2 separate regions of the Homo sapiens genome follow, and region 2 is linked to region 1. Evidence: read pairs that join two places in POLR2A ChIA-PET (ENCODE). Cell type or tissue: CD4-positive, alpha-beta T cell. All regions are shown on one strand. Links, peaks and the distances in the headings refer to the core of each region. The heading gives the core; the rest is flanking DNA. Region 1 overlaps HDAC4 (histone deacetylase 4). Region 2 overlaps HDAC4 (histone deacetylase 4).

Region 1 (8,320 bases), core at 158-8,157:
ACCTGCCAGGATGCAAGACGGACATCTCAGACACAACTGGGCACGGCCAGGCAGACAAGCCCAGGCCCAAGACTGATCACCGCGCTGAGCTCAGCTGCCGCCACCTTCTGCTGGGACTGTCTCCATATGCCACAGGGGGAGCGCCCCACCTGCTTGGTTTTACACCCACCTCAAGGACCTCTAATTTTCCCTGAAATAGGAGTTCTATGGACATCAAAATGCCTGGTTTTCAAAAAGAATTATGGCCATTGTCCTCCAGGGGAGACGTCGCGTCCTGAGGCATCCCCTCTGTCCAGCAAACGCGGTGCCCCTCCACTCAGCCAACATCCGGGGAATGCCAGCGGCAGGTGGGTGCCCCTCTCAGCCTGGGGACATGCCCTGTGCACATAGATCTGGCCCGGGAGACACCTCTTGGACCCTGAGGCGTCTGTCGAAGAGCAGCCCAGTGGGCATCCGTGACAGCTTGGGGACTTCCTTCCTTCCTGGGGGAGACGAGCACCCAGGCACATAAAGTCCAGCGGTGACCAGGGTGGGGAGGGCACTAAAGCAGAGTCCAGGATGGAGACGGAGTTGGCAGCTGGGGTCCACACGATGATGGCCTGGAAGAGGGAAGGCGTTGGCCCCGGGGAACGAAGAGCTGAGTCACATGCTCAACGTGACCACGGCTGTTCTGACACTGCGCCAGGGCTGGCACCCACACTGAACGTGCACCACCCAGATGGCAGCATCACAAGGACCATCGTACTGTTGAGGGCCATATCCAGAGGTCCCTGTCCTCACCTCCCACTCTCCTCTGCAGGCCTCCATGGGCTCCCCTCGCTCTCAGGAGCCAGAGGTGGCCTGAAACGGCCCCGGGAACCAAGAACCCCGGGAACCAAGAACCCCGGGAACCAATGACCCCGGGAACCAATGACCCCGGGAACCAATGAACCCGGGAACCAATAACCCCGGGAACCAATAACCCCAGGAACCAATGACCCCAGCAACCAATGACCCCGGCATGTCCTGGGCTCTTCTCTTGTTCACTTGAGGGATCCATGCATCTCCTACTCTCCTTCCTGCCTTGGCAGAGTCGGACAATTTGGCCTGAGGCAAAACAGTCTTTCGAACAAAGAGGACACACCAGGCCTCCTCGAAGACTGCCAAGCTCTGTCTAGTTCCCCAGGAAGCAGCCCTCTTTCCCCTCATTTCCAAGGAAAAGTGTCCCATGCTGGGCCCGCTCACTCACTGGCACACAGCAGAATCTTCAGTGTCAGCCGCAGGGGTGGGACGGGAAGGTAAAGAGGAAGTGCCCTAGGGAAGGAGACACAAAGGGAAGAAACGCTCCTCAGGCTAAGTAATTCAGAAGTGACAGGGAGCCCAGGGGCAAGTCACTCCAGGAAGGCAGGAGCTGGGGGTGGAGGCCGCCAAGAAAAGCTGTTCCTCGGAGGACAGAGGGAGAGTCCAGCCAGGGGGAGTGGGCGCTGGGGGTGGAGAGGAAGGAAGCCAGGTGACCAACCCAGGAAGGTGGGTCCCTGCAAGTGCTGGCTCCCGCGCAGGTGGGCGAGCCCCGGGGAGACGCACCAGGCCGGTGCCAGGAGAAAGCAGAGCGTGTGATGATGCTGGGCATGCTGGCAGTCACTGACAGACACCAAGACTCACCCCGTCTACCCGTTGTGGAGCCACTGCCCTCTTCTGCCTGTCACCCTCCAGTCCCTCAAGCACAGCCCCAGCCCAGCCCCATCAAGGTCTGCTCCTTCTTACCCAAGGAGGTCCAAGCTCCCAGGAGGGGTCTGGCAGGTCCCCTCGGCCTGAGCTGGCCCAGTGCCCGCCCTGCTCTCAGGGCACCGGCTCCTGGCAGGGCCTCCCTAGCGCTCCCCACAGCCCCCACCTTGGTGGCCCAGTCATCTTACCCTATCTTCAGAGCCAGCCTGGGCACCATTCCCCTGGCAGCCCCAAGGAGCCCCAGGGTGGGGTAAGCGCCCTTTCTCCAAGCCCCCCATCGGCTGCCGGGGCCCCTTGCTCATCCTCTCCACTGGGAAGGCCAGAGAGCAGCCCCTGCCCCACCACGGGGTCACACTCACCACAGGGTCACAGGAAACAAAGGACAGAAGAACACCAAGCCAGGCTCAGCACCTGCACGCAGACACTGACAGTGGGATAGGGAGACAGTGGAATGCTCCGGACCTGGCTGCGGGGTGACTCGGGGGGAAGCGGATGCAGACTGCAGGCTCCATCTGGCCCGTGGTGGAGTGTGGCCAGCCTGCCATCCAGCCGGGGGCGCCAAGACTCCACTGGGCTGGGAGGGCGTGCACGAAAAAGGGGATGAGACCTGGGGTCGGGGGCGCGGCGTGGGCCCATGGGTGCCAGAGCCAAGAGGGCCCTCATGAGGCTCGATTCATTCAGAGAAAGAAAACAGCACAATCAGTTCTGGAGATCTGGACCAGAGGAATAAGAAGAAATCCCACTGCGGAATGCGCGAGCTCTGCAATGGCCCGCGTCTTTGGGTAAATCGAGGATGGGCATATGCACACACACGTCCGTGCACACATTTAACTTCTTATATAATTCATGTATTTAATGTACATTTACATTAAATTATACATATGTTATAAATACACATTTACTATGTATTCTATATTGATAATATAGACATATTTTATCTATGTGTAGCTATAGTTATTGTATGTATAAACATTTGTTTTTTCCCATCTTTCTCTCTATAGTTAGCAAACATTTGAGTTCACCACGGGCCTGACAGTAACCTTGTGTTTCAGAAGAACCACCTGCCTTTAAAAACTCTAATTGAATAGCTATTTAATGGGTGTATGTTAATAGCTTCAGTTTTGCAAGATGAAAAAATTCTAGAAATTGGGTGCACAACCACGTGAATATAATTAACACTGCTGAACTGTACACTAACAAATGGTTACAATGGTTAATTTTGTTAGGTGTTTCTTACCACAATTGAAAATTTTTTTTATATTTAAAAGCCGGAAACACACACACAATCAAATAAATTGCCCAAACTGCTTGTTCACATGGATTCTTTCCCGCTTTGTCCCCAACTTCAGAGGCATTGCTGCTGCCTACCGATCTCCACTCGGCCTTCACGTCCCATCTCAGAAAACGAGGGATGCCCGGTTTAAACGTTCCCGTACACAGCGCACACTTCCTGTGGATCGAGGTCACCCCTCAGCAGCGCCTCCCGGATGCAAGGAGCAAACACGGGTTCACGTCCTGATAGCTGAGAAAATGACTGGCAGTGACTGAAACAACAGCATCCCACACACAACACACACATCAGGATGTTTAAAGTATATTTATGGTGACTGAGCTGTCACCTGAACACGTGACGTACACGCGATGCTCTGAGGAAGGAAACCGTCTAGGAACCAAGAGTCACGGAGCTGCCTCCCGCGACCGCCTTCCTCAATCACTACAATGAAAACACGCAGTGAGCTGAGCTGCAGTGAAGACAAATGACTCTCAGTGCTTCGTTTTAGCATATTCTAAAAATGCAATTTACAATTCAGCAATATCCTTTCTTTTTATGTAGTCACTACAACACAAACATGCCTCTTTGTTATCTCGAACTACATCTGCATGCAAAACACGCTCTGGCTGGGAAAATGTAAGTTCTGGGGAATCGAAACCCATTTTTCAAATCTGAAAGAGATGGAGAAATGAAAAGAAACGAAAAGGAGAGGAGAAAGGTACATTTTATTCACATGCAAAAAAATGTAAATGAAAGCTGGTTTCATTTCCTCACCCCCAAGCTGGTAAATGATGTATGTAACTTGTCCCAAGAGTTTTCAAAATTACTATTTAAGTTCTATGACTGTACAGTGGAACAAAATCCATACTGGGCAAATGCGGTGCCATTTACTTCTAATGCTAAATAAATGCTCATGTTCTGGACTTAATGACAAGAGAGCTTCTCACCCTAGGTACCAATGACATTTGCGACGGACAATTCATTGTCCCATGTGCTGTAGAATGTTCAGTGGCAACCCTGGCTTCAAACTACTACAGGCCAGTACCACGCCCCCAGATGTGACAACCAAAACTGTCTCCAGACACTGACAAATGTCCCCTGGGGGAGGAGGGTGCAAAACCTCCTAGGCGAGAGATCCCCTAAAATAGACTCAAGCCAGAGTGACTGAAGTCACCGCCCCCCAGTTCCACGTCACACACACACACTCCATCAGCTGAGACTGCTCACTGGGCTTTGGAAGCCAGGGCAACACAGTCCCAGTTGCTCAGGCCCCCAAAGCCAACAGTGATACAGATCACATACGGCTCCCTAGGGCCAAGGGCTCTGCTTCCCCAAGGGCTGGGATCTCCATATTCCTCAGCACAATCAGCGACAGCACAGACTCACACCAGCAGGAGCTGCCTTCCCAAGTTAGTCAGGACCTGCACCCACGTAACAGATTAAAATTAGGCACGCTAATTGTTAAACTGTCGCTGCAGAAGCTGGGAATACCATTTTTTTAAATGAATAGAATTAATGGATTCTTTATTTGCGTGCATTGGTGATACTCAGCCTGTCTTTTATTATCAAAGCAATCATAAAACGTCGCTTCTGCCACATATGCAAATTAAATCATTAGTATTTTTCCCAATTACAGCAACTGCTTATTTGTATTGCTGATCTATTCTACCAATTTAGTTCCTCTAATATTAATGATACTGGAAATGCTTTAATAAAACTCTCAGGCAATACAAGATACACATTTTCTACTTTGTGCCTTTCTGATCATGTAATGGGTAGGACCACCCAGAGTGACCCAGATGGGCCACGTCTCAGAGACTGAACCCCGGAGCCACAGTGCTCTGCCCTCTACATGGGCCCCCAAACAGGGCTTCCCTGACTCCTCCCCACAAAGGGGAGAAACAGCCCAGGGGTCCTGTGGGTGGGGCCAGGCCAGGAAAAGCCAGCCCACCGTGATGGGAGCTTTCTTTAACAGCTTACACTTTCTTTTTCTTTTTTTTTTTTTAGACGCAGTTTGGTTCTTGTTGCCCAGGCTGGAGTGCAATGTTGCGGTCCCGGCTCACTGCAACCTCAGCCATCCAGGTTCAAGCAATTCTCTTGCCTCAGCCTCCTGAGTAGCTGGAGTTACAGGCATGAGCCACCACGACTGGCTAACTTTTTTGTATTTTTTTTAGTAGAGATGGGGTTTCACCATGTTGACCAGGCTGGTCGTGAACTCCTGACCTCAGGTGATCCACCCACCTCGGCCTCCCAAAGTACTGGGATTACAGGCGTGAGCAACAGCTTACACTTTCTAACAACTCAAGTGAAGTGTTCATTTCACTGTGTAACTGCCCACGTTACAGGCATGGTTGGCTTAATACCCAGTGTTCTCCAACACGGTCTCACAGTCCAGTTCACGGATCTCACCCCGCTCACCCAAAGGCTCCCCTTGTCGAGGAAGATGTGCTTGTTTCCCGTGGCCACCCCTGACCCTGGCTCCAGCCCACAGGGGGAATCCTCCACCATGATGCCCCTCACAAGCAGGAGGCCCTGGCACTGCTCTGAGCCCTGCACCTTCCCGTAAAGTGCATAACCACTGAGCAGATCCTCGCTTGGAGGCTGGACAAACGTCAGTGTCTGTGAGTTCAGAATCTGAAAGAAGGATAAAGCTGCCTCTCGGGAGATGGAGCAGGGCTTGGAAACAGATCTGATGACATGTGGGCAGGCAGGGGCAGGGGTGGCAGAGGTCGGCTTCTTAAGCACTCAGCCGGAACAGGTGCCTCCTCAACTGGCTCCTCTGAGCGCCACAGAGAAACCCACGGCAAGCGCAGTCTGGGCCACAATGAAGCAACAAGGAAGCAGTTAGTTTTGCAAACCCAATACGCTCAAAGAGCGCCCGATCAATCCATTACCATTTATTCCCTCTCTGTACCTGGTGGGAGAAAGCGCGGCAACGACACCGCCTCAGCAGCTCTCACTCAAGGGCGTGGGGTGGGGGGCAGGGTAGAGCACTGCCTCGGGCCAGCTGATGGCCCCTCCCTCAACGATGGCCGGGGCAGGAATGGACAACAGAGACTGGAAAGTGAGAAAAATGATACAAAGTGGAAACAGGATGCAGACAGGATGAAGCTCATCCACACAGTCCCACAGAGTCCCCCAGACAGCATCAGCCCCGCCAACAAGGCCAGACAAGGACAGACGTGAGAGCCACTGGAGGGCAGGGCGGCTGGAAGAGCTGCCATCGCTGGCACCTGGGCACCGTGCGAGAGGCCTACTGACGTGAGTAACGAGGCGCAGTCCACTCTCGCCTCTAATGGGAAGCCACGAACAGCCCGGACACAGACAGAGAAGCAGCTCGTGGGCAACCCTCCATCGTGCTCTGCAAAGGCAGAAAACCCAGGGGGACCTGGCTGCACACCACATCGATGGGAAAGACACCCAGGCTAATATTAGGGGATGCCCAGATCCCAGGTCCTCTGTATCAGCTGTTCGTAATCTGGGATACCTGCGTGGGCTGAAAAGATCCATGATCTCCCTAAAGCCACATTCGAAATGACATATTTTAGTACCTCTCTCTATCATATGGAAATGTTTAATGAAAAAGAAAACTGAGGCTAGGCATGGTGGCTTACACCTGTAATCCCAGAACTTTAGGTGGCCTAGGTGGGAGGATCCCTTGAGACCAGGAGCTCAAGACCAGCCTGGACAACATAGTGAGACCCCTGTCTCTACAAAAAAAAAAAAAAAAAAAGCCAGATGTGGTGGTGCACGCCTGTAGTCCCAGCTACTCAGGAGGCTGAGGCAGGCAGATGGAGAGAGCCCAAGAGGTCAAGGCGGCAGTGAGCCATGATTGTCCCACTGCACTCCGGCCTGCACAACAGATCAAGGCTCTATCTCAGAAAAAGGCAAAGGAAACGGAAGAAAAGAAAGAGAAGGGAAAACTGCCCTGCATCCGAAGGAATGGGTCCTAGGCGGCAACAATGAGTCTGCTTTGTTTCAGTGGACATGGCCCCAGCACCATATACCCCACGGCTCTGTCCCCTGCTTCTGATCCCTAAAATGCCGATTTGTATTCAAACACATACAAAGATGACACTTTAACAATACAACAGCTTAAATAAAACTTCCAAATACATCAGCCCTCGGACCAAGCACCAGGAAGATGAGACACAGGCAGGACCTGAGGAGGGGCTCAGGGCTCCTCTCTGCACCCCACCGGGCCCAGAAACTGATGGGGAGGTGCACACCCAAGGGCTCCAGCGAGCCAGGATACAGGAGAACAGAACTGCGGACATTTTGTGCACAGGGACAGGGACAAGGCTTCCATGGAAGAGCCCTTCCCATCCCTTCCCTTCCATCTTGGCTCTCTCTCCTGAGAAGGGCACCTTGCTTCCCGGCCGCCTCCACAGGACTGGCACAATCGGAGGCCCATAGCCCCTGACTGCTTTGCGTGGAGGCCCTCTCCCCAGCATCCCCAGCACCTCAGCTGAAAGGTCTCCTCCAAGCCTCAGGAAGAAGCCTTGCCCTCAGCTTCCCTTAGCCAGAGGCGACACTCTTGGAGCTCAGTACATGGGGGCACACAGCGGGCTGGCTGCTCTCAGCAGGAGGAAGCACTGGCTGGCAGTGTCAGGAGGTTCCGGGGGCCTCCGGGTCACCTCCGAGGACTGAAGAAAAGGAGGCTCCTGGCCCACGACTCTGCCCAGCTCAGCAGCGGGGAAGCTCTGCCTCCACCCGGCTCCCTGTTGGTGGCCAGAGCGGGAAGGCAGAGCTAGAGCATGGAAATGAGTGGCCACAGGGGCCCCTGTTCCCTCTGAAGTCTCAGCCTCAAGCCCCCTGCCTGCCTGTGCCAGGAGCCCTTGCAGCTTCACGTGCACAGCACAGCCTACCAGTGGGCAAAGCCGGCCTGTGATAAGGAACACGCACACGCCTGTCCCTGATTCTACAGACGCCACCCCAGGAGCCCCAGAAGGACCATGTGATACAACAGGACACAGGGAGCCTGACTGCAGCCTCGTCCATTACTCACTACAACTCACAAAGGGGACAGGAGGCCAGGCAAGCCACGGTGAGTGCCGAGGAAGCCACGGAGGCTGTGATGACCCTTCCTGCCGGTACAGAATCAAAAAGAGGCCACTGGGCCCCGGAAAGCGGTCCAAGACAGTCTCCTACAGCTCTGCTCTGGGAGCCCCAAACAAGCCCCGGAGGCAAGGTAAACAGAGGCCCAGGGACAGGAAAGCTCAGGTGTGCCCTAAACAAGGGCTAAACAATGTGGCCAGACCCAAGGATGAGGGAGAAGGAATCTGGGTCGGGGAGGCTGGGCCAAACCCTGGAAGACCCGGCAGGCAAGGCAGAGGGGCCTGC
Region 2 (8,320 bases), core at 143-8,142, 55 kb before region 1:
TTGCCATAGTGGGTGGGGTGCACGTGCCACAAACGGCTCACTCTTGATGATGAGGGTGACTCACGCATCCCCTTGTCCCCACAGTTCTGTTTCTTGGACTTTATCCTAACAAAACAATCATGATAAGAACAACCAGCCCCAAACATAAAGACACATGTGCAACAATGCTCGCTGAGGTGTTATTTACTATACAAAAAATTTAAGTCCCATTAACAGAGGATTTTTAAATACTGAAATATTACGGAGCTACAAAAAAATCCCATTGCTGTTCTATCGTGTATGTAATAGGTACAGGTATGGACATGGGGAGACAAAGAGGGAAAGAGAGAAAAAGAGAGAGAGCTCCTGCTTGAGAATCTACAAAATGTCACCTGTGACTTTCTCTGAACTGTGTGCCTCCCAGCTAAATGTGGTCTGGCAGGGTAAAGAGAGCATTTTCCTTTCTTTCATCTTTCAGCATTGTTGGATGTTAAGTAAAGAAAAGACTACATCTTAACTTTTGAAACTGGGGAAGGGGAGTATTTTCCCATTTATTTAATAAACTGCTTTCATCCAACAAAATCAAAGCAATAAATGGGGCAGATCCTCGGAGAGCCTGTGTGTGGAAGGCACTGTGCAGTGCTAGGTGAGAGAGGAGGCGTCTGGGAGCTCAGGCCACGCCCTCCAAGAACCCGCGGCCAACGACTTAGGTGTGTGCGCCTGGAAAGTGCTTCTTCACGTGTGGACATGGGAGAGGTAATGCTGAATTCATGTCTCCGCCCAATCTGGATTTAAGGAGGAAGATGCCGGTGAGAGCTCAAAAAGCATCCCCTGTCACGGGGCCCCGGGGCAGCCAATCACACACACCTGGGGGCCTGCACAGGGAAAAAACGCTGCCACTCAAGCAGGCAGAAGCGCCACAAAAACATTCATTTTTATTTTTTCTAAAAAAAGACAAGAACATCCATTGCTGTTGAAATATTTAACTTAAAAAAGAAACAGTGCAAATTTCAGAATGAAATATATCCTCTATTGCTTCCCCTAGAATCCAGGCCACAGAAAGTGCATCTGAACGGGACCACATGCGCTACGGTATGCACTGATGAAACACTGACAAAGGCTGGTGTAACTTTTAAAATGCGAAGGATTAGCACAATTGAAGGTGTGAAACTAGAAGGCAGCTGAAAAAATTAAAAAGTAACTAACGCACATAAATAAGAAATCTGGGGTCTCTGGAAAATATTTTCAAACATAGAGTACTTGGACAATCCTGAATTTGAAACCCAAATTGGACACGCAAAGGCAAAAATGTAGCCACAATTAGCTGAAAGAAACACAGCCCTGAGCCATCCTACAAGAAAACCAATCCTGCCACAACTCACCAGTGCGAACTTAACATGGAGAAAGAGGTCCTCACCGCACAGTATCCTGAACAGAAAGGCTGGTGAGAGTGAAAATTAAAAGCCAAGAGAACAATAGCAATTTTTAAACTCCTTCAGATAAAGTAAATAAATCCTACTCCCTGTAAAGCCTATTGCCATTATGTGTTTGCTCTCCAGGGGCCAAGCAAAGCCAAAGTGCCTGCGTGGCATGCTGTGGCTTCCTGCTCAGCAGCCCACCCGCTTCAGTGCAGCAGCCAGCACACTCAGGACCCCCAGGCAGATAGCACGCAGGACTCTGACGCAAGTGGTGACAGGATGGTCGGAAGAGCCCCACTCACGAGGCACCACAGCTCACAGCACAACTGGGAACCCACGCTGCAGAAAGCCTGTTCTCTGTCTCCTGTGGAAACCCTGGTCAGTTGTTGTTAAACTCGCCATCCCTTGGAGAGGCCATAACAGAAGGGGGCGTGGGCGAGGTGCTGCTGTAGGGACGCAGCGACAGGGACGGGAGCCAAAGAACAAGAGACTGAATATGGCTGCAGCGCCCTGGCTTAGGAAGAGCAGAGTCTACACCGACCTGGGAAGGAAGAACAACTGCAGCTCAGACACTTCCAAAGCACAACTTCAGAAATGAGCAAGATCTTTCCTCTAAGACACATGCTCTCTTACAGCAGCTAAAGGCAAGCAACATCCTCTTCAACAAATGGTGCTGGACCATCAAATTGCCACAGGCAAAGGAATGAAGTTGAACCCCTACCTCATACCATATGCAAAACTTAAGGCAGAATACACCAATGATCTAAATATAAGAACTAAAACCATAAAACTCATAGAAGAAAACACAGGGGGTTAGTCTTCATGACCTTGGATTTGGCAGTGGCTTCTTAGATATGACATCAAAGGCCAAGCAACAAAAAACAGATTAACTGCACTTCATCAAAATGAAAAACTTCTGTGCACCACAGGACACCATCCAGAGAGTGAAATGACAACCTACAGAATAGAAGGAGATATTTGCAGATTATATATCTATAACATATGAAGTACCCCTACAACACAACAACAAAAAAACAAACAACCCAATTCAAATATGGGCAAAAGACGTGAAGAGACATTTATCCAAAGAAAATATGCCAACGGCCAATAGGTACATGAAAAGATGTTCAACATCACTAATTATTAGGCAAATACAAATCACAACCACAATAAGATACCATTCACACTCACTAGGATGACTATTATTTCAAAATTGGAAAATAAAAAATATTGGTGCGGATGTGAAGAAATTGGAACCCTCATACGTGGTGGGCAGGAACATAAAATGGTGCAGTGTTGTGGAAAACACTTTGGTGGTTTCTAAAAACTTAAACACAGGGCTGGGCGTGGTGGCTCACGCCTGTAATCCCAGCACTTTGGGAGGCCGAGACGGGTGGATCACCTGTGGTCAGGAGTTCGAGACCAGCCTGGTCAACATGGCAAAACCCCATCTCTACTAAAAATACAAAAATTAACCGGGCGTGGTGGCGGGTGTCTGTAGTCCCAGCTACTCGGGAGGCTGAAGCACGAGAGTCACTTGAACCCCGGGGGACAGAGGCTGCAGGAAGCCGAGATTGTACCACTGTACTCCAGGCTGGGCAACAGAGTGGGATGAAAAAAAAATAATAATAAATTAAGCACAAAATTATCATAGGATTCAACAATTCTGCTCCAAGGTATATACCCAAAAGATGTGAAAGCAGGGACTCAGAGACGTGTGTACACATATGTTCACAGCAGCATTAGTCACAATGGCCAAAAAGTTAAGACGGCCCAAAGGTCCACCAAGAGATGGAATAAATAAGATGTGATGTATGCACACAATGGACTGCTCATCCTTAAAAGTTTTAGGAACCAAATTCTGACCATGCCACAATACGAGTGAACCCTGACACATTATGCCAAGTGAAAGAAGCCACGCACAAAAGGACAAATACAAGTCCATTCACAGAAGGGCCCTAGAGGAGTCAGATTCGCTGAGAAAGCAGAATGGTGAATGGTGGGTGCCGCAGCCAGAGGGAGGGAAACAGGATTGTTTACTAGGTATGGAGTTTCTGTTCGGGAAGATGAAAACGTTCTGGGAATGGATGGTGGTGATGGTTGCCCAACAATGGGAAAATATTTACTGCCACTGAACTGTGCGCTTCAAAATGCTTAGAATTATAAATTTATGTTATGTATATTTTACCACAATAAAAAAGCATGATGAACAAAGAAATTAATATACATGTTGGTAGACAGAAACAACACCCAAGTGTTATTTCAAGAATTAAAAAGAAATATGTTATTTATTAAAAGAATCAGGGATTGCTTTATTAACTGATATGAAATAATCTTCAAGACAGAATAAATGGCAAAGCAAGGAGTTGGAAGAAAACAACAGATGGCAGTATGTTTTAAACTCTCTATGATTTGCTAGATACTTCTGGGGCCATGGGCATCCCAGCGAGCCAGCAGCTGGCTGCTTCTCTGGTCCGAGACCCCCACATCCACCGCACCTGAGGCCTCTCTGAATGCTGATGGGAGCCTGTGGGGCAGTTCACATGCCACCCCCAAGCACACAGAGGTCACCCCTGTCATACTGCTAAAGAGAAGTGCACAACAGGCCCAGGGGTACGACCTTCCCAGGCCATGAGTGCAGGCATGAGAGGCACAGTCTGAACGAGACCACATCACTCACTGGCGGTGCACCTGTTTCTGGAAAAAAACCCTGACTAGGATGATTCACCAACTGCCTTCGCTGAACAAATGTTTCAGAATCTGAGAAGCAGAGCCCCAAGGAAGCCACAAGAGCCTGGGGTCAGAAGGCGGCAGCCTCGCCTGGCTCTGCTGGCAGCTGGGTTTCCTGGGGCACCTGGCTTTGCCCTGGGAGCCTAGCCGTACCCACCTGGGAGGGAGGGTGTGCCTTTCCCACGGGGTGGCCCAGGGCTCGGCTGAGCCAATGGCATGAATAAGGCAAGCCGGGGCCCGATGAACGTTCCTCCCCTTCCCCAGGGGTTGGGAGGCACCCCCATGCAGCTCAGAAACTGGGGCCCAGGTCCCCTGCCCTCAGAACCTGCTCTGCAGAGCCCAGGTGTCCAGCGAGTGAAACTCAGCTGTTCTGCCCCTCAGCTACAATACGGAAGTCTTTTCTCAATTTTACACACAAAGTTAATTATCGTAGACAGCCTGGACTTTTTTTCATTCATGAAACTCCCTTAAATTTGGTTCATACCACAGTTTATGTGCATAGGCAGAAAACAAGTCGAAACTGCAATCTTGAAATCAGACGCTAGCCCCCAGCCAGCCAGCCCAGACTTGGCCCGGGACTGCCCTTCTGCCTACAGGGCTTTCCCAGAGAGACTGCCTGGCTCACAGGATGGGACTCAGAACCAGGGCCTGACAGCCTCCCCAAAGCGTGCCTGTGCCCTGCAGGCCCTCGGAAACCCAGAGCAAGCCTAGAGACACCCTGGCCAAATTCATGGGCATGGCCAAGCCCTGCCTGGTTCCTGGCCCACACTGCTCCCTGCAAGCTAACATCCAGCAGAGGCCCCTGGACAGTCTCTGGACAGTCTTCCTTCCCATGCTCTCCCCGCATACACACCATCCAGGGGCCTGGGGTGGCTGCCATTTCTTCTGAATGTCTGTACAGGCCCATGCCTGGCCCTGTCCACAAGGCCCCTCACTGCACATCCCTCCACATCTGCCAGTGACTGGTCCCCGCCCTGAGCAATGTAAGCTGGATGACACGCTGAAAGCCACACATTCCCACCATCCACCTATAGCAGGGGCTCAATCAATACTTGCCAAATGCCTGAATCAGCCCTGAAATGACTGGAGGCCCAAGTTCTTTCTTCTAGCCACCCTGGAGGAGCCCTGGCGCTGGCCCAAGTGTGCTCCCCGGTAACCCAGGACTGTGGGGAACCCAGCTCCCAGGCTTCTGGCCTCTTCACGGGTACCCCAGATGAAAAATGTTCTACAAAAACAAGGGCAGGATGAATGTAGTCCGGGACCTCCTGACGATCTCAAACGCTGCTGAAAAGGCCTTAAGATGAGGTTTGCTGTGAGCAACAGGAAGCATTCTGTAAGGCATTCTGTCCTTGAGATCTGGACAGTGAGGTACTTGCTGTCCAGCCCCTGAGTTTCCCAGACCTGAATGTAACACTGTGCAAGCCTCACACACAGGGATCTTTCTTAACCCCTACAGAATGCCCACTGGAAGGAGGCAAATACTCCCAACGAGGAAAACATCCTATCCATGAGAGTGGGGAGCTGGTGGGGGAGGAAAAAGAAACACCAAACATTTCAGGAAATAAATCACATCTGTGCCCGGCATCCTCCCCCAGCGAGCACAGCACACATCCGAACTGCCAGGCTCGGCACCTCTGAGAAAAGGACTTTGTCGGGTGCAGCCATACGCCTGACCTCTCGGGCGCCCGCTGGCCCTCTTTATCTCCAGCAGCCCAGCCCGGAGCTCAGAGGGCAGGCCAGCCCTGGCCAAGAGTCAGGAGCGGTGGAGCTGGGCTTGGTGTTTATGTCTGATCCAGACAACTGGGGGTTTATGACGATTTACTGACGCAAGAGCTCCCCGAAGCAGCATGCCAGAAATTAATCAAGGGAGGAGGAATTCTTTTTAAGAAACCACTTGGCTGCTGCGAACCTGCCTGAAAGGCTGGGAGTGTAAGCTGAGCTCCTTCCTCCAGGCCCAGGCCACCAGGCAGCAGCAGCACACCCAGGACCCACAGGCAGAGCCCAGGGCCAACTCCTGGCCCCAGATGGAGGCAGGCGGCATGGAAGGTCCTGCAATGCCAACCCCCCACATCCCCCCCAGTGCAGCTACCTCCCCACCAGCCGATCCTGGGCTAGCCCACTCCCAGAAGGACTCAGAAGGGGTCCACGGGGACCCCACCAGCTGTGCAGACCCCAAAGGCGGGTCCTCCTATTGGAATGACAGGAACCCTCCATTATCTGCTAGTAAAATTCCTTTCTCAGGAGTTGAGTTTTATGGTTTACCATCACTCATCACCAAAAGAGAAAAAAAGGTAAAACATACAAGTTTGATTCTGCCCCGTCATCTCAGTGAGACAGGCACAGCCTCTGCAGCAGCAGCTTGGGCTGGGAGGGCAGGGGCCACGTCGGGCCAGCAGCTCCTCTCCAGCTTTCTGCACACCCCTCCTCCCACCGGGACACCCCTCCTCCTTGCTCCCCCATTCCTGCTCCGGCTGGGGGAGGGAAGCTGGCATCACACAGACACCCGTGCTCCATTTGTTTTGTGATCTGATGTCCAAGTTATTCTGAAATTTCAAACACTGAAGGACACAGGTTATTTATATTTATCAAAAAGGGCATGAGTCTGACAAGGCTGACTAAACTAAACCTTGCCAGACACTCAGGGCCTGGGCTGGGCTACAAAGGGTTCTGGATCCCAACAGGAGGACAGCAGCTGACATCCCTGGGCAGGAACAGGCGCTGGGCTCCGTGCCTGCCTCACTGGATCTTCACGACAACCCTATAAGGTGAAGTCTCTTAGGAGCCCCATGTCTCAGAGAAGGGAGCAGAAGCCTAGTGGGAGGCGGCCACGGGTGTCTGTGTGATGCCAGCTTCCCTCCCCCAGCCGGAGCAGGAATGGGGGAGCAAGGAGGAGGGGTGTCCTGGTGGGAGGAGGGGTGTGCAGAAAGCTGGAGAGGAGCTGCTGGCCCGACGTGGCCCCTGCCCTCCAAGCCCAAGCTGCTGCTGCAGAGGCTGTGCCTGTCTCACTGAGATGACGGGGCAGAATCAAACTTGTAGGGGCCTGGATCAGCGGCCACAGAGCCGATGGCCGGAGGCCGTATGCAGGCCAGGTACAGCTGCCTGGAGAGCCATGGGAGAGCCACAGGAGAGCCAGAGGGACACTGGGAGTGGTGCCAAGTGGCCCAACTGCCAGCTTTCCATAGGAGCATCGGGAAGGGGAGGTCCAACCAGGCCCCAGGGGGACCCTGTGCCAAAGGAAGAGATGCCTCACAGGAGACCCCGCGAGGGAGTGGCAGCTGCTAACCCTGCCTGGTTCCAAAGGCCTGAGCAAGGGCCACTGGGGCCTGCAGCCAGCAACCTGGCAATCAGGACTGCAAGAGGGCGACAGGAAGGAGTGTGGCTCACCAAGGACACCTGAACTCTGGCCCCACCGAACACTGGCCTGGACTTCCGCTCCAAGAAGCTCTTCTCCACCAACACTGAACAGGCTGCCAGTGACCGCGCACAGTGGTTGAAGGCAGCCACGTGGCAGAAGTGGCACAGGTCAGCCAACCTTCACACTCTGTTTTCTTATCTCAGAGGAGGATGCTGATTCTGACAAACAAAATGGCTGCTTCCCCATAATGCTAACATCCCCTGGTCATGAGGCCTGGCCTTCTACAGGGAGAAAAATCGCTGGCTTCCTTACTAGACTATCTGTAATTCAATGTGTCAATACAAGTATATTTATCTTTAAATGTTTTAAGTGAGCAATTATACTGAATAAAATATACTTTTAAACGTAGTATACTAAACGTGGTATTTGTAACCCAACCACTTTGGTTTAATGTGGCAAAAGAGATCTCACCCTCAGCCTTCTCCATCCCAAAAAGGCCACTGAAGAGGACAGGCTGTGCTGCCACCCCAGCCCCACATGCCACGCTGCTGACACAGACCTGCTGCCCTGTGCGTGCGCATTCCCAACCTGCCTGACCTTGGCTGCCCGAAATTCGGAGTGGGGAGGAAGGCAGATATGCCTGAATACAGCCCAGAGGACATACTGAGAGAGCGGCCAAGTGAAGCTCTCAGCCTGCCCAGGAGGAAGCGGGGCTGATGGGCCATCGGAGCAAAGCGCGGCCAGCACTGTCGTGACATTGATGGCACGAAACTCAACGTCCTGCACATGATTCCTAAAGCTAAATCTGGAATGAATTCTTCCTTCATATTCGAGGGGA

What was found. ChIA-PET counts read pairs that join two places held together with the same protein. Peaks named below come from ENCODE experiments on the same cell type or tissue, not always from the same donor. Only the 100,000 strongest peaks of a DNase experiment are listed, where the experiment ranks them.
Region 2: POLR2A ChIA-PET joins it to region 1 with 11 read pairs; 7 of 35 experiments call an interaction of 5 or more read pairs at or near these places.

What each region holds. Positions count from the first base shown.
Region 1 is chr2:239,377,761-239,386,080 of GRCh38, forward strand. All of the region lies in intron 1 of HDAC4 (histone deacetylase 4), which reads right to left. Among named protein-coding and RNA genes, the nearest start is that of HDAC4, 19 kb to the right of the region's middle. RefSeq lists an enhancer at 8,133-8,320. In CD4-positive, alpha-beta T cell, for the core only: no CTCF peak of the experiment used is centred there; DNase peaks (open chromatin) are centred at 3,351 and 4,111; H3K4me3 peaks cover 1,253 bases; H3K27ac peaks cover 1,254 bases.
Region 2 is chr2:239,322,948-239,331,267 of GRCh38, forward strand. All of the region lies in intron 2 of HDAC4 (histone deacetylase 4), which reads right to left. Among named protein-coding and RNA genes, the nearest start is that of MIR4269, 22 kb to the left of the region's middle. In CD4-positive, alpha-beta T cell, for the core only: no CTCF peak of the experiment used is centred there; a DNase peak (open chromatin) is centred at 4,124; H3K27ac peaks cover 1,633 bases.